Regions from separate parts of the Mus musculus genome. Here region 2 is linked to region 1. A link is a loop called in an ENCODE intact Hi-C map of the cell type or tissue named here. Cell type or tissue: left cerebral cortex. All regions are shown on one strand. Each heading gives the region's core, and the rest is flanking DNA. Links, peaks and the distances in the headings are about the cores only. Region 1 overlaps 4930469K13Rik (RIKEN cDNA 4930469K13 gene). Region 2 holds the start of Gm36395 (a long non-coding RNA gene).

Evidence for each region. A loop is a pair of places that touch in the nucleus more often than their neighbours do. Peaks named below come from ENCODE experiments on the same cell type or tissue, not always from the same donor. Only the 100,000 strongest peaks of a DNase experiment are listed, where the experiment ranks them.
Region 2: it touches region 1 in a loop (2.0-fold over the local background); 8 of 42 quality-filtered maps call a loop at or near these places.

Annotation. Positions count from the first base shown.
Region 1 is chr11:33,998,509-34,007,123 of GRCm38, forward strand. The region is part of intron 4 of 4930469K13Rik (RIKEN cDNA 4930469K13 gene); the gene reads right to left. Among named protein-coding and RNA genes, the nearest start is that of Gm51857, 20 kb to the left of the region's middle. In left cerebral cortex, for the core only: a CTCF peak has its summit at 3,920 (motif pointing right); a DNase peak (open chromatin) is centred at 3,928.
Region 2 is chr11:33,930,507-33,939,121 of GRCm38, forward strand. Gm36395 (a long non-coding RNA gene) reads left to right here and starts at 1,622. Exons shown (of 2, transcript XR_381158.3): 1 at 1,622-3,828; 2 at 7,301-7,449. It also overlaps a transcript of Kcnip1 not described here. In left cerebral cortex, for the core only: a CTCF peak has its summit at 3,966 (motif pointing right); a DNase peak (open chromatin) is centred at 2,306.

The sequences.
Region 1 (8,615 bases), core at 201-8,200:
TGCCCTGCTAGGCCCACGGAATGATGGAGGCAGCTGCAGGAGCTGTCAGGCAGAGATGGGAAGAGTGATCCCTGAAGCTCTCTTTTTTCTTCCTGCTGGCCCCTAGATGCCCCACACTGCTCTGAATGGCGTGGTCTATACAACCTCTTCCTTCCCTTCCACATTTGCATCCTATTCTAGGAATAGAGTGTCAGTGGTTGTTCACTGTGCAGTGGAAAAGGAAGCGCTGGTATAAAGTATAACTGGAATGCCAAAGGCTAACAACTTGGGTGCTGGCTGGTCCTGGCTCTAACCTACACCCAGCACGATGGGGTAGGCTAATTTCCCATCTGCTTTCTATAGCCACTGGATGTATAGTAAGCCCCACAAACACAGGCTCCAAATTCCTGGATAGAGTTTGATTCTGGATGCTTCTTCACTCTTTCCCAGATATCAATGCATCCTGTGCCCGGGGCACTTAGGAACTTGCTCTTTTACAATGGCCCAGCTGTTTTCTCGCCTGTTCTGTATCTTAACACCCACAGCAGCCCACCACTGCTTCGAGGACACAACACCAGTAGTCTGTCCCCTCTTCATTTTTCTTTCTAACTCAGCTAGCCCACACCAGCTCCTGATACACCCACTTCCTCAGAATCCCTCTGACACATCTATTTCTCCATGGCTTCATGTGCACTGAACAACCATCTCAAAGGACAGCCCACATTCTGCTCAGTGGATTGATCAGTGGCCTCCAAAAGATGGTGTGCATGCGTGTCCTGGAACCTGGGCAAGTGGAGGCTTACTGGGAAGAGGGTGTTTGCAAGTAAACACAAATGAAGCAGCTTGGAAAGAGACCATCTGTGAGTAGCCAAGTAGTTCCTAAATCCAGTGCTACGGGTTCTAATGACTGACAGGAAAAGAGGAAGGTATGGACCACCAGGCAGAGATGGAAATGATGTGGCCAGGATCCAGAGATATCAGGTCCACCAGCAGGAAAGATTTTCCTGTATTTTCTAGAGATTTTGAACATCTATCCTTCGGGATTGTGTGTGTGTGTGTGTGTGTGTGTGTGTGTGTGTGAGAGAGAGAGAGAGAGAGAGAGAGAGAGAGAGAGAGAGAGAGAGAGAGAGAGAGAGAGAGAAACTTGTCATGTGAGACCAGTTCGTTTGGAATAATTCATTACAGCAGCCGTGAGAAACTAATGCAGCCCATTTAAAGCCAAATCATGGCAGGAATTCAGAAAAGTGTGAATTCTGGGAGTCACACGAGTGGTGACCTGCTCCATCTGACATCCCAGTCACCTGGAGACTATACGAGACACTGTCTCCTGGGCCTGCTCTGAGTGTCTAGCATTGGCTCTGAAATCTGAATGTTAATAACTCCTTCAGCCAATTCTAAGCTGGGGAGTTCTAGTCTCTGTGGGTGGAATCCCCTGCACCTGGCTCAGGCTGAGGGCAGAAGAGATGGCAGGTTTAAGTGGATGGATGAATGGCATTTGCAACCACACAACTCATTTAGCAGCCAGAGGGTGGCTGCTCCCCATGCCCACAGCTTCCAGCTCCCAGGTAATGCTCTACCTAATAGATCTGCCATGGCTGGTGAGTACCAGCTTCCCCCAGATGTCCAGCCATCAGGAAGACCACTCTGGGAGCAACTGATGGGCTTTCCAGATGGAGATGAGTGTCCCAGAGCATACACTCCTCCCTCGGTGCTGATGGGAACTGATGGGGACCAAAATCTATGTATGTTCAAGTCCTGTAAGATGGCATAATCCCCACATAGAACCTTCTTCCTACTCTTAATTGTCCCTAGATCCCCTATGATAGCTACTCCTCTGTAAACATTATGCAAATGTGTTGGTCAGAAAACAATGTTAAGAAAAAGTCTGTATACTTTCAGGAGAGATATGTCTAAGTTCTTTTGTTAGTTTTTTTCTCCCACTTATTTGTTGAGTGGTGAACACATGGTCAACTTTCAGGATGTTGGTCTCTCCTTCTACCATGTGGGTTCTGGGGATCAAACTTGGGTCCTCGTCTTGGTGGCAAGTGCCTTTACCCACTGGACCATTTCACCAGTACTAATTGTTGTTGTTGTTGCTGCTGCTGCTGCTGGTGGTGGTATGTGGTTTGTGGTTAACTGAATCCACAGATGCAAGATCTTGTTTAGAGCCTATTGAGAACCCATTGAGAGGGAGGGCGACTGGATTTGGTAAAGCCAGCATAATCCACCCTGTGTCCATAGATTTCTCTCAGCATCCCCAGCCTGAGTTCCAGGAGTCCCAACAGCTTAGCCTTAAACAAATTCACAGGACTGTGCTGCGAATGCTGATTACACAGTTAGAGCAACGCCAAGCGTGGATCATGATAGTCTTAGGGCCCATAAGAAGAACTTCATCAATGTGCCACTGTGCTATGGTTTGGATGTGACTTCCCAAAGTTCATATTTTGGAAATCCAGACACTGCTAATAATATTTGGAGGTGTGTGGGGCCATTGGGAAATAATTAGAACTGGATGAGGGCAAGAGAAGGCTTTGTGGGGTCATAAGTGGCTTTATAAGGAAAAAAAGGAAGGATCTGAGTTGGCACAGCTCTGTCACCATGCAGCACCCTCTGACATGGCAGTGTATAGCATGAGACCCTCAGTCCTTGCCAGACTGATGCTGGAGCCATGTTCCCGAGCTTCTCAATGTCCAGAACTACTTTTTTTTTTTTTTAAGGATGGCCGGGACTCAAGCATTTTGATACAGCACCAGGAAACAGCTGAAGACCCCATTCGTTGTCTACCTGCACACAGCTCAGCTATTCCAGTTCTTTAAGCCTTTCATTCCTTATTTTATACACAAAGGCAGAAGAAGCATGATTTGGGGGAGGAAGGGGAGATTTCCAAAAAGATGGAGAAGTGGAGACAGAGAAGGGCAGTGAGAGAGAGGGAGGGAGGAGGGAGGGAGGGAGGAGGGAGGGAGGGAGGGAGGAAGGGGGTGGGGGGAGGGAGGGAGAGAGAGAGAGAGTCACAATAACAGAATGGTTGGTAAAGGAAGGAGAGAGAGAGGAAGGGGTAGGGAGGAGGGAGGGAAGGAGGGAGGGAGAGAGAGGGAGGGAGGGAGGGAGGGAGGGAGGGAGGGAGGGAGGGAGAGAGAGAGAGAGAGAGTCACAATAAGAGAATGGTTGGTAAAGGAAGGAGCCCATACATGGTAGGGTCACATTCTCACAAAAATTAATTTAGCTCAAAACAATACAACATCTTAGCTGATTTCTGAGCTATGAAAATAATAAAAACGCAAACGTCAGCTTGTACATTGTCCTTGCCAAAAGTACTTCTCATATTTGTCTGTTTAACCACAGAATTCTGAGTCTCGACTTCCAGACAAGGAGAATGCAGCCTGAGGAGGTCAGGAGACTTGCCTCAAAGGGGCACCTTCCATGGTCTGTGCCCATACCTGTTGGACCTCTGTTGAGTCAGCAGAGAGGCATCTGTTTGCAAGAACTTCCTAATCATTAGGATATTAAGTGGCTCCAAGAATACTGAGATGGCCTCTAGGAGGTGAAACTGAGCCTGGTGTTGAAGACCCAGCTCTGTCTTGGCTCTGGACAGGATGAGGGCTGAGTAGATGCAGCAAGGGCTAGCCCAGCAGGCCACCAAATGGGGTAATGTGTGTTTGGCCTCTCAGGGGAAAGTTGGTGAGGGGGGCTAAGTCTCTCAGGGAGGTCAGAGAATAATGGCATACAGTCAGACCCCCAGGGACCTGCATGTATACAGATGGAGGTTAGAGTCATGGTCCTCAGAAGAGTGAGCATTCTAGGACAGGCTGGCTTTCTGCCCCCCCGGGACCACAGAGTAGCCATTTTGTACCAGAATCCTACAATAACTCCCCCTAACCTTCATAGCCGCTGAGGTGGCTTTGTGAGCATTTTTCTGAAATGCCCCACTTCGTCACTAGAGGGAGCCCGTGATTCCACTCCTTTCTGCTCCAGAGCTGTAGGGCTTTTGAGAGAGAAATTGGCTTTCTTTCTGACTTCTCAACGGAATTTAGGAATTTAGGGAATCATTTTGGAATCAAGCAGCAGATGCTATAATAGATGTGTCTATAAAAGGATTGCTGTTTCTAACTTATATCGTGGGTCCCTGCAATGCCCAGCCTGAGCAATAATCCCACAGTGAACTTGGATCTAGACTTTCATCACCAAATACAGTATCTAGAGGCCCCAGGGCCAGCGACAGAGACAGAAGAGGTAGAAGTAACCCCACCAGGCCAGGGCCCTATTGTAAGGATCTGTCTCTCTGGAAGGCGGAGGGAAAAGCTATGGAAAAGCAGGATTTATTGAACATCTCAGGTTTTCCTGGTCACTCAACCCTCAATGGCAATAAACCCACCATCCATCAAGGAGGCAGAATGTAGCTTGATGAGAGCTATGGGTTCTGGATGCAGACAATTTTGCTTCCAAACTACACAGAACTGCCGTGAGTCCAGGAACTTCGTCTACCCCCAGTACCACAAAACCCCCAATGCTTAGAATAGAGCCTGGCACCGGAGAACATTAAATATTTTATGAAAAAGCCAAAGGCTCCAATCTCCAGTGCCTTTTAACCTTGGACTAGTTACTTTGTGTCTTGTTCTGTTCTTTCTGTCTGAAAAGGAACAAAGGGTACTAGGCAGAGTGGTACAGGACAAGGAAAAACACAGCTGGGTTCGCTCGGAGTCACTGGCTGGGTAGGCTTCAGTCCCAAATACTGATCTAAGTTTCAGTTTAGGCGTGTGTGTCTGAGGTCACAGGTAATCCTTCTAGGGAGAAGAGTCTATCATCTTTTTTTCACAGGTAAGGAAACAGGACATGTGAGGCTGAGCAATGTATTCAATTTTTCCTTGCTAGTAAGTGGTGATGGATCAAGATTTAAGACTAGGCAAGAGGACTCTGGTTGTGTTACTATGTTTAGAAATGGCTCCCACAGAGCCCTTTTGGATACTATATCCCATAATTGACAGAGCTTGTTTTCTGGTTGTCTTGTGAAGATTTCCTGCCAATCATTTCTGTACTTGCCACTCACTGCCGATGCCCGCCAGCACAGGCACCTGGTCCACTGGACAACTGCAGATGCCAGCATCACACCAGCCCACAGGATATGCAGATGCTGATTGTCATGGGTCTGAGACTTTGGGGTCTGCGTCTCTATGAACTATGATACATCCTAACATACATTTTCCTGGGATAAAATGTCACATTGAGACTTATCCAACTTATGTAATGTTCAAATCAAATGATAGCCTGTCACTAGAATTCATTTTTTTCCTTGTGATAAGGATATCCAACAGCCCCTCTTTTAGCTCTTTTTGTTATTACTGTTTCTTTATGGTTTTCTAAGACAAGATTTCTCGTGTAACTTTGGCTGTCCTGGAACTAGCTCTGTAGAGTAGCCTGTCCTTGAACTCATAGAGTTCTACCTGCCTCTGCCTCCTGAGTGCTGGGATTAAAGCTGTGTACTACCATTGCCCTGCTAGCTGTTTTGAATTATGCACATTACCATTAACCCTTGCCATCCCACTGGGCAATAGAACATAGGGAAACGTTCCTCTTAGCCAGTTTTGAGCAGCTTCTCCTTTCTATCCTCGGCCTGTGACACCCACCATTCTGCCTTTAACCACTAGACCACTTTAGGATTCCACTTGTGAGAAGGCTGAGCCAGTATTTGTCTTCCCAGGGTTGGCTTATTTCACTTAGTGTGCTGTCCTGTCTTCCATCTTTATCGCAGGGCTGCCATCCTTTCTGTGGATAATGGAGACCCATACCTTTCACAAGCATTTGGATAATTCTAATGCAAGTGCTCATCCCATTTCAGAAGTTAATTCCCCATCCCCTCCCCCAAGACAGACACCTTCCCTAAAGCAACGTAGAAGCGCATCACAGGCTTTCAAGATCCTCTGCCTAAGACTGACTCCACTCCCTCCCCCAGCCTTCAGGTGCCATCCCTGAGGCCTGCCCTCCAAGGACAGTGCTGAGCCGGCACTGAGGCAGCCACCCAACTCTGCAGAGAACATTACACCCGGAAAAGGGAAAGAGTGGAGAACACAAGCTCCTCCTCCTGCCTCGTTTCTCCATCTCACTCCGCTTCCACTGGGGGGAAAAAAAGGAAAATTGCTAAGTAATTGCTCCTTGACAACCCCTGCTGGTCCACAGTGGTTTGTGTTTTTGTTAGAATTATAATGAGGAATCGATGCATTGGGAATCCATGGGAGGCACAGACCCTTCGTGTCTTACCCTGTCTTAACGGTACTCTGAGAATGATGCTCAAATGTGATTTAGGTAAGGGTGCCCTAAGTCTCAAAGTCATGAGTCACCGAGTGAGGTGGAGAGAGCAGCCCTGACCTACATGGCTGCACAGTGGCCATGTGCCACAGCCAAACTGTACTCTTTCTCAGTAGACTCCTATCCTACCCACGCTTACAGGTCAGTTTTCATTTATTTCTATTTTTTTGCAGATGAGGAAGGTCTTCCCAGCATGAAGAGAGAGATTGACTTTCTACAGTCACGCAGTGGCTGAGTGACAGGGAGGGGACGGAGGCCCTGTGCAGCCAAGACAGTCAGTGTTTTAGAATGAAATGTTGCTCCCTTTCCCAGGAAACGGGAGTCGTGATTCCAGATCCTTGGAGATTCCTGATAGTATGGGTAGTCCTCGCCCCTTTATCAGGAAGGTGCCCTAGCCAGCCCTGGGTTTGGCTTCTCTCTTAAGAGTCTAGGATCCACAGGTCAAGGCAGGCCCCTAGTGGGACAGAGGGAGGAGAAGACCCTGCAGAACCAACCAGCTAGGGCATTTTTCATTGTTAATATTTTAAATAATTTTGGTTAGCATACAGAGAAATGTCACTGAAACATTTTAATAACACAGATGTCACCCTTTGCCGCTATCCAGACTCCCACTGATCCCACTGTATCTCCCCTTATATTGATCTCCCTCCTCCCTCCAAGCAGTTCCTCCTCCTTTTTTGTAACCATTCATAGGAAAATGGGTAGAACTAGAGATTAGTCAGATTCAAAATCCAAATTCACAGACCCCCCCCCACACACACACACACAGGAGGAGGGGGGTGATCTTTAATTTTTTGTTCTGGCAAGCCTGGAACTTACTATATAGACCAGGCTGGCCCAGAAGTCATAGAAATCTGCTTGCCTGCCCCTGTCTTGTAAGAGCTGGGACTAAAGTAGTACACCACCATGCTTGGACACACACACACACACACACACACACACACACACAGAGTCACACTTAAACACAATTACACTTGCACACACCTGCACTCGAAAACATGCACATATACAAGCACATACATGCGCACTCCCTCATGCACTTGAGACATGGAAAGGAGAGCATGAGAGAAAAGCAGGGATCTAAGGAAGGAAGAGGTGAAGATGTTGGAATACACATGCCACAGCCTGTTGCTTCTTCTGGACTGATAATGCTCCCTTCTTCACCCACCTTACCACCGCTGATACAGCATTGCCTCCGCCTTTGAGACACAAACATGAGGCCTTAGAGACAAAGCAACCTTGCTTAAGATCCTTCAGTCACCTAGTGACTGGCTCTGTAGAGGGGCGATGCCTGTTGCAGCCCCTTCTTTGGCCAGGGCCAAGCTATTTTTATCTTTGATGTAGATCTGGGTTCCCAGATGGCAGGGGCTGGGACAAAGACTGTGTGGTTCTTAAACTCCTGTGCACCCAGATGCTGCTGGAACCCGGAAGAGTTGAGGACAGTGGCTCCTATCCTGCTGTGCACCCAGACTGCTTGCTGGAGACTGTGAGGAGCTGGAAATGGGAGCCCTCAGGCCTGCAATGAGCCTGGGGCAGGGAGGATCTGGCTTAGCTCTGAGTGAGTGCCAAAAGGCTGCAGATCTGTATGATGAAGGCCCCCGACATCCCTACCCCCTACCTCCGAAGTGGTTCTTGATAAAGGAGATAGCCCTTGCTTGTCCAAACTTCTTTATTCATGACAGATGAGGATGCATAAGACTTACTCAGGGTGAACCAGAGATTAAATACCATTTGCAGGAAGGGATGGCTAGTGTTTGACTAAACACTCAGGGCATGTAGATACTCATTAACAAGAAAACTCTAAGCTCTATACTATGTGACTGGTTGTCATGGTCCCCTTAGTGGGGTGTCGTGGTCAATGTGCTCCAGGACAGGAATCTGATCGGGAGCTAGTCTGAACTCCTGTTCTTCTCAGCTATAAGTTTAATCGGGTTCTGAACTTGCTACTACCTTCCCAGTTCTTCTGTCTACTGGGATGGTCCACTGCCTCACATCAATATTCTTGACAATTTATACTACAGAACGATGAGTGGCACAGTCATTTCCCACTTTCCAGATGGGAAAACTGAGGCTCAGAGAGATTTAGGCAACCTGGTTGAGATTCACAGGCAAAAGTCAGATCCAGGTACCAGGATATAATTCCAACATTCATCTCCAGCTCTGACCTGCCACGCAGTAGGACAGTCTCTGCTCAAGCAAGGGGACCCGGGAAACTGGGGGACATGAGGAACCCCTGACAGATTAAGCCATGACTTGACTGTGCATCGTTTTGGCAACTGCCCTTCCTGTGAGCCTGCACCCCAGAGAAATACAGGAGGCACAGAGCACCCAGTGGA
Region 2 (8,615 bases), core at 127-8,126, 68 kb before region 1:
GTTCTCCATGTTAAATGTGGAGGGCTGGCTCTTCCTAAAGGGTTTCCACAGCATCTGGGATAAAACAGAGAAGATGAAAAGCTGCTTTGACAGGGACAGCATCTGTCCCTAGGCTCCCAGGATTCTTAGCCGGGAAGGACAAGTCTCCTCCAGGATCTTTCTAAGTAGGGATTGGAGGAGGATGCAGCTAATTTAGGCCTCTTGCCTGGTCCTGGCCTTATGGTGTCTCATGTAGTTGACTATGGCCCAGCCTGCTCAAGTTAGAAAGGCAGCCCTATTACTGAGATCCTAGCTCACGGGGGTAGAGGGCACGTCATCAGGGAGAGGCCGATAGCAAACATCGAAGCCAGACACAAGCTGGTGCACCATAGAGAAATGACACTGGGGACCTGGACAGAGGGCCTCAAGTTCATACCAAGTGGTAGGAGGGCCCTTTACAGAGACAACTTAAGCTTGGAATCACCAAACAGAAAGATACAGCTTTGCCTCCAGGGAGACCATAGCAGGGTTATACTCTGGGTAGTTTGGGGATGTTGTCAGCCGTGGCAACAGGACGTAGTAGGTAAGTAAGCGGAGCTACTTTAGCATCTCTGAGGATCACTGCTAAATGTCGCCATCGATACGTTAGTCTCCATGACTAGCAAATATCCTCAGTCAGTGACTTTGTGTCTGAGAATCAATGATGGACATTAGTTAAGAAAATACAGTAAATACAAAAATAGGCACACGTTAGTGAGAGCGCCTCCTTCCCAGATTTCCTGAAGCTGCTCATTTGGCAGGCAGAAGGACAACAGAAAGCACACATGGCTTGCCCACTACCACCAGTATCTGCTCAGGAAGAAAGGGCAAAGATGATATCAGGTGAAAGACCACATCACGTTTTGGTAAAGAAAGAATATTTACACGCCGCAACCATAGGCAGAGATGCAGTGTGTCATTCAAAAGTATTTTCTGAGCACCTGCTAGGTAGCCAGAAGCCCTAATCAGAGATTCACCTCATTTCTACTCCCTACCTGTCAACCACACACACACAAGTCAGAGCCACAGTGAGTTCTATTTCAAGGACGCACACCACACTCTCAGTTCAAGGGTTCAAGTACACTGTGATAGGAAATTATAAATAATGATCTCTCTCTGTCTCTATCTGTTGGTCTGTCTGTCTTTCTCTTTCTCTCTCCCTGCTTCTCCCTTCGTCTACCATCCCTCTTCTCTCTCTTAAACACACACACACACATGCGTGTTCATACATCACATATGCACACATTCTAGTCCTCTGTCTCTCTCTCTCTCTCTTTAACAGGTTTTCCTCTTCTAGGAAAGTCCAAAAAAGTTTAAAATCTGTTTGGACTTCAATCCTGCAGGCATAGAAACGGAAGTCAAAGCAACAGCAGCACTTTGGTAATTCTGAATGGGGGGCAGGACTGAGATGGGGTGGAGAGATCACAGAGCTGGGGGCGGGGCTGAGATGGGGTGGTGAGATCACAGAGCTGGGGGCGGGGCTGAGATGGGGTGGAGAAAACACAGAGCTGGGGGCGGGGCTGAGATGGGGTGGTGAGATCACAGAGCTGGGGGGCGGGGCTGAGATGGGGTAGTGAGATCACAGAGCTGGGGGCGGGGCTGAGATGGGGTAGTGAGATCACAGAGCTGGGGGCGGGGCTGAGATGGGGTGGAGAGATCACAGAGCTGCCCTCCACCCCTGCTCTGTTTCTTTGCCAGCATCACCCTTGATTTACCGGTGTCTTCGCCTATGTGATTACAGCAGGACTAACTGAGCAATGTTTTCTGGCTTTTCAACAGCTCTTAGGTTAACTTGCATCTTCCACGAGATCTGGCAACATTGCCAGAGTCATTATTAACCCCATCTTACAAATATTCTGAAGCTCAGATAAGCCAAGGGTCACATGCCGGGAGACAGAGACATGGACAAGCAGTCGGGAGTTGAAGCCACCTCGTCTGCCTGACTTTAGGATCCTGTCTATAATGGCACAGCTGCATCGTAAGCGCTGTGACATTTTAATTGCACATAGCTATGTTTAGAAAGGTTTCATAATGAGAGGAAATGACCCCATTGAGAGACAAGGCAAGGCATGATCAGGCTGAAGTGGCCGTTGCAGCCCTGCCTTCTGTTCCCATCCAGTCCAGGCAGGTGCAGGTCTGCAGGAGAGTAGGGAGCCATGGTCTTCGCTAAGCAATCTGGGAGTCTAGGAACATTAGCATTAAACCATGCCGTATTCTGAGGAACGGGAAGAGGGTTTTGTGCTTTTCTACTCCGAGATGAGTCATTTCTTTGTCGAGTGTATCCACACGGTATGCTGCCAAATGTTATATTGAGGTTTCTATTGCTGTAATAAAACACCACAGCTGAAAGAAACTTGGTGAGGACAGAATGTGTCCCCTCATAGCCCATCCCTGAGAGACGCCAAGGCAGAGAGACTCAAGCCAGGCAGGAACCTGGAGTCAGGAGTCAACTCACAGGCCACGGAAGAGTGCTGCTTCCTGGCTCACTTTCTACGGTTTGCTCGGTTTGAGTTCTTATATAACCCAGAACCATCTGCCCAAGGTGGCCCCACCCTCGGTGGGACGGGCTTTCCCCACCTCCATCTTTAGTCATGAAAATGCCCCCACAGACTTGCCAAGATGGTCAGAGCTTGTGTCAAGTTGATCCAAACTAATTAACACACTGACCTACTAGTTATCTGTTTGATTCAAACTAATCAGCACACTGACCTACTAGTTATCTGTTTGATCCGAATTAATCAGCACACTGGCCTACTAGTTAGCTGTCTTCATCTTGCTTTCAGATATCTTGTTCTGGTATGGCTTGTTAAGTAACCCTTACTCAACTAATGAATGGCCTCAGAGAAGCAACACTAGTAATTCAGACACGGTGTTTATCATCTTCTCTTTATGTGCAGAGGTGAAAATCTTTTTATTTTCTTTTATTTTTTTATGGTTTTCCAAGAAAGGGTTTCTCTGTGTAGCCTTAGCTGTCCTGGAACTCACTCTGTAGACCAGGCTGGCCTCCAGCTCAGAAATCCACCTGCCTCTGCCTCCCAAGTGCTGGGATTAAAGGCATGCGCCATCACTGCCCGGCGAAAATTCTTAATAAAAAAGGAAAAAAAATAACAATGGGTTTGCTGAGGTCTCCTATGTTATGTCATTTTTGGTAATCTCTCATTTAAGTTGAACAGTGTCACAGGCATGCGTATACAGGACCCTGCGAAGGTCTGTATTCTGTATGCTTCCTGGCAGCATCTCTTGGGAATCATTTGATGCATCCCTCAAGAACAAGGGAACGTTACTGTCAGAAAATGTCGACTGTGTTTAATGCTGCTCAGAAGAGGAAGGTAAACCTGGGTGGGCATTTGGGGCTGTGGCGTGTGTATGGGGGACAGTGTGGGGTGTTAGGACTGGAGGTGTAAAGTGTGCAAGGGTTATGGTGGTGTGGAGATCTGCACGGGTGCTGTGTAGGGTTCGTGGGTGTGGGGGGTCCATGTGTGTGGTTGTGTGGGTGCTGTGTGGACTGTGGGAACTGTGGGGTGCTGTGTGAAATGTGTGGAGCATGCAAGCATTATGGCGGTGTGGAGGGCTGTGTGGGTACTAAATGGCAGTGTGGGGTGCAGAATGAGGTGTGTGAAGGTGCTGTGTGAAGTGCATGGAATGTACAGGGGTCATAAAGGGGTAGAGGGCTGTGTGGGTGCTTGCTATGTACAGAGCTAAGGGATGTGTGGGGGTGCGACGTAAATCGGGGTGAAGGAATGTTTACCTAGGGTGATCGGGACATCTCACCAGGAAGGGGAGAGTTGGGAAGCACTAAGCCATGTTCCTGTGAGTGGATGAGCAGAAAGCATTAGAGAGGAAACAGCTCTGTAGTTCCTAAGAGAGCCAAGGGAGAAAGGATGCGGGCAGGCTGGGGCAGGCTGGGGCAGGCTAGCCCATCAGCGCTGTGCCACTAGAGGGCGCTGCGCTCTGGTTCTCCCGATTCTAGAAAGCAGCCTTGGTGCTGGGAAGTATTTCCATTTGTCTGTTCTTTCTTTTCTCACGCTAGATCTGTCATCTACTCGAAACAATAGTTCAGAAATCAAATTTCTAAATCAAAGTGTTTGAACACTTGAGCAGTAGGCTCCCACCCCAGCGCTGGCCTTCGCTCCCTAGATGCTCACTAGATCAATCTTTCCCCAACCTGCCCTCCACAAACTGACTTGGCACTCTAGGGCGCCTTTATTTTCCCTAAAGCTGTCTCCCATCCTTTTTCTTCTGCTGCCCCCCTGGACAGAGTCTACTTGCTTAGCCAACTCATGTGTAACCCCAGAAAGCTAACAACGGAAAGACGAATCTGGCTGGCAGGGCTGGGTCTAGTAAACTGCACGCGGTGGTTGGTTAGAGGCTAGCCATTCCTAGGCCCGTTTCCCCTGTCATAACTCACCTCAGCCATTTGTCCTTTCCTGTACATCTTGCCCAAGTTCATCCAATAAGCATAACCCAGTGTCTCCCATGGACCAACTCTCAACTAAGGACAAGGCCCCCCAGGGGGGAGAGATGGGTTCTGACACTCAGACACTACTATTCTCCCTAAGACCCACCTGCCATGGAGCTTATCCTGGCTATTCAGAGCGCCTGTAAGCTCCTCTGATACCTGGCGTTTGATACTTGGTATTTGTTAACTGACACTGCCATCAGATATTATTTATTTATTTTTAATAATCCATATTTCTTCTGTCTCCCTTGGCTGAAGTTGGGAGAAACCAGGGATTGATTACATGTTAGGTCAGTTTTTAAAGCTCTCCGTGCTCTAGAAGTCATCTGGAACACAGTAATTGCTTATTGGGTAGTCCTGAGTGTTGGCTTCTTAAGAACCTGATTGTCACCTCAGCTTATAAAAGATTGATGGAGTCTGAATTCCTTAACCCATACGTGGGGGCTTTCCTTTAGGCCTCCTCTAGAACACCTCCTTCTGGAAGCCTTCCAGGAGTGCTGATCTTAAGCTGAGGCAGAGTCACCACCCTGCACAGACACAAAGATACACCCACAAAGGGGGGGGGGGTGAAGGGGGGAGGAGAGGGGGAGGGAAAGAAAACATACACTGACTCCTCCTAGGCTATCTGCCCTGTGACTGAGAACCTGGTCTCTGAAGTCCCAAAGCCTGGGCTTGAATAGAGGCTGTATGGCTGTTTCCCTTCCCCCTTGCACCTCGCTTTCCTACCATGTGAAATGGGCTTCATAGTTTAGCCCCAGGGAGGAGGTAAGAAGTGTAGGGAAACAGCAGGCCTGTGGGGAGCAGAAAGAGCTCACTGCCACCTTCTTCTTGGCCATTTGTCACATCTTGGTGCTTCCCCAGGGCTCTGGAGTTGCCCTTGCTTCTCACAGACGCAATAGGCTCCTCCATTATCTGTGACCAAAGGCATGAGTCTCTTTGGAGGGCCGTGACCATCACATTGGCTCTGAGGGAAAACCTGGCAGACCCAGATGTGGTTCCTGATGGCAACAGTGCGGTGGATAACACACTTGCCAAGCAAGCAAGGGAACCAAAGCTTGATCCCTAGCACCCTCATAAAACTCGGCAAACATGGTTTGCCAATGATGGCAGCACTTGAGAAGTTACAGAGAGTCCTACAGCTGAGTTGGTGGGCTCAGGGTTCAGCTAGAGACCCTGCTTCAGCAAATAAGGTGGCGAGTGACTAAGGAAGACTCCCCTCAAAGCCAACTTACAGCCTCTATACCCGTGTATATAAGAACACACAGGAACAACACACATACACACTCAGTGGAAAAAGGCATAACTGGGAAGTGACATCTGCCCACAGTGGGTCCTGTATCACTTGTGTGCTGGGCAACACTTAGCCAACCCCAAACCCACTGGCACATGCCCCGGGCACCATTAGCCTCTCCCTGCTCATCGTGGTCTGGATATGCCGTAGCTTCCCATTATAATTGAATTTCCCTTCCTCCCAAACCAGAGCACTTTGCCCATGAGATGTGGGACACTGTTGGCATTTATAGCAGCCTTATTAATCCAGCCCTGACCCTTGAGCTTCAAGCTCAGCCTGGGGAAACGGCTGCAGTGTCTCTCCACTGGGCCTATTAAAATGCTGGGTTTTTAATTGGCCCAGAGAGATGAGCTAAAAAAGAAAGAAAGAAAAAAAATAGCCAGCTTTCCCATCACTTTTCAGGGTGTAAGTATGACATACAAGTACCCCTGTGTGGTGCCCATAGTCACCTTGAGAAGGACCCTGGTCACCATACACTGAGCCGGTTGGCAAAGCAGGGACACTGGTGGGAGCTTGTGGACCTCTCATGTATTTGAACTCTCTGTGGCTACTCTGGAACATAGGACAAATTCTTTAAAACCAGCAGATAGTTAAATACAGATATTGGCAAAACTGGCTTTTAAAACTTGATGCACAAGGCCCTGGTCTCCATCCCCAGCACACGTACACAGAAGAGGTAGGGGGAGAGGAGAAGAGGAGAGAAGAAGAAAGGGCTCAAATGGAGGAAGGAAAGAAAGAAGTTGGACATACAGGGCTAGCAAAGCTTTGTCTCTGTCCCCCTTGCACTGGAGTGAGTCTGATGCCCCAGTTACTACTCAAAGTGCTTTCTGAATATGCCCTGAAGCCTCCTCAGTCCAGAGGAGGATATATTATTTTTTCCACTTTCAGGTGGAATTATTAAGGCACAATAAAAGGGCATTTTAATCCGTCACCATTCCCTCAGCTCCGCGACTAACACTCTTTTTAAAGACCCCAAAGGGCAAAGTGAAAGGATCCTAGCAGGGATGCCAGCCCCTCCCCTGTATGCCCATCACATAGAGCCTGGCAGGCTGGTCAGTAGCACAGTGAGGAGGGAACATGGGTTGGTCCTGTCACCTGAGCTCATGCCTGGAACTTGTCCCCTGCCAGCTTGCTCCTAGGTTCTTTCCCCTGAGTGATGGGGGCTGAGCAGCCCAAGGCCTGGGATGAGCATTGCGAGGTCTCAAGGCCCCAGACAGCAGGGCCTAGGGAGTGAGTCTCCACCTGAATCTGAGTGTACCTACAACCAAGCCCTGGCTAACCAAGGTGTGAGTGCTGGTGCATCCAAGTGTGATACTGCCAGTCTAGGAGATGCAGTGGTGGCCAGGGTGGCTCAGGTTACAACGCAGATCCTCCTCTTACTGCCCATGCGACCTTGACTGCCTCAGTAACCAGGTTGAGATGGAACGGGTGAAGATTGCTGGGTGCCTCAAACAGTGTCTTCTGCCATGTTCCTCTTGTTTCCGCAGCTTGGAAGGTCCACCCACTCCAGTAATCTCTCTTTCCACCCACAGGGCCTGCAGCCTGTGACCAGAGGAGATGCCGTAGGCCCCTGAGTGAAAACACTCCTAACTGCAAATGCTCAAGGCGCATGTGTTGCTGGTGGCCTCCGGAGCTTAGGTGTTCCAGTAATGAGCCATTACAGGGCATGTAGACTGCTGCCCGTCTGGACTGTACCTCGCCTTCTTTTTATCACCCACACAGAGACCCAGAACCCACAGAATCTTTCCACTTCTTTTATCTTGCCCTTTTTCTTCGATTTTCAGTGGAGACCCTTTGACAAGGGTTGCAGGGACAGGAAGGCATTGTGCAAAACCAGAAGGCATTTAAAATATTTTTTGTTTCCAAAAAAGCCAACCAAATAGAATGAAACAAAACTATCTGCAATGCCGGGCAGTGGTGGCTAACGCCTTTCATCCCAACATTCGGGAGGCAGAGGCAGGTGGATTTCTGAGTTTGAGGCCAGCCTGGTCTACAAAGTGAGTTCCAGGACAGCCAGGGCTACACAGAGAAACCCTGTCTTGAAAACCAAAAACAAAACAAAACAAAACAAAAACAAAAAACAAAAAACAAAACAACTATCTGAAAAATTTTCCCTATAATGCTCTCTGCAGGCCGAGAGGGAAAGAAGGCCTTCACTGGGTGGGCAACCACTTGCTTTTTGTCTGGCTGCTATGAAGGGTGTATGTGTGTGTTGGGGGGTGGGGGGGAGAGAGTGACTTCAGAACATTAATGTGGTTCTGACAGGTGTTTTCTACCTGTTCTGTGTGGGTTGCTGAATAAGTCTGTTTATACTCTCAAAAATCCAGGCTACTTGACTCCTGGGGAATTATTTGACAAAGAGCATATACTCAGTAGGTGTTTGGAGGGGGAAGGGGGAGGGAAGCAGATTACAGGCTAAATTGTAGAGATTCCCTAAGGGTTAATAAACAGCTCCTACACCACACAGCCCTGCTCTAAGCCAGGCCTCAGGGGTAGGGAACTTCCATAAGCCACTCACAGCCCTTTCTCCAGCCTTCCTTCATAAGCTCTGCCCTTCCCCCTCTCCACTCTTCCTCTGGTTGATGGCCTCTGCTGGGATTTCAAGTTGACTTCATTTAACCAGGTAACATCAGCAGCTGCTGGTGCCCTTTTGTTCTTTAGAGTATCTGCTCTGTCCGTAGTCGGTCCCTGGGTTTATGTGCAGTCAGAAGCGCTTTCTCTTCCTGTACCACGGAGGAGGATAAGATCTGTGGCGCAGCAGCTCAGCAAATGAGGCAGCTTGCCTGAAGCCACACAGCTGAGCTGCTTTGTGAGTCAAGCATACGCTTGCTGGGAGGGCCAGCTCCT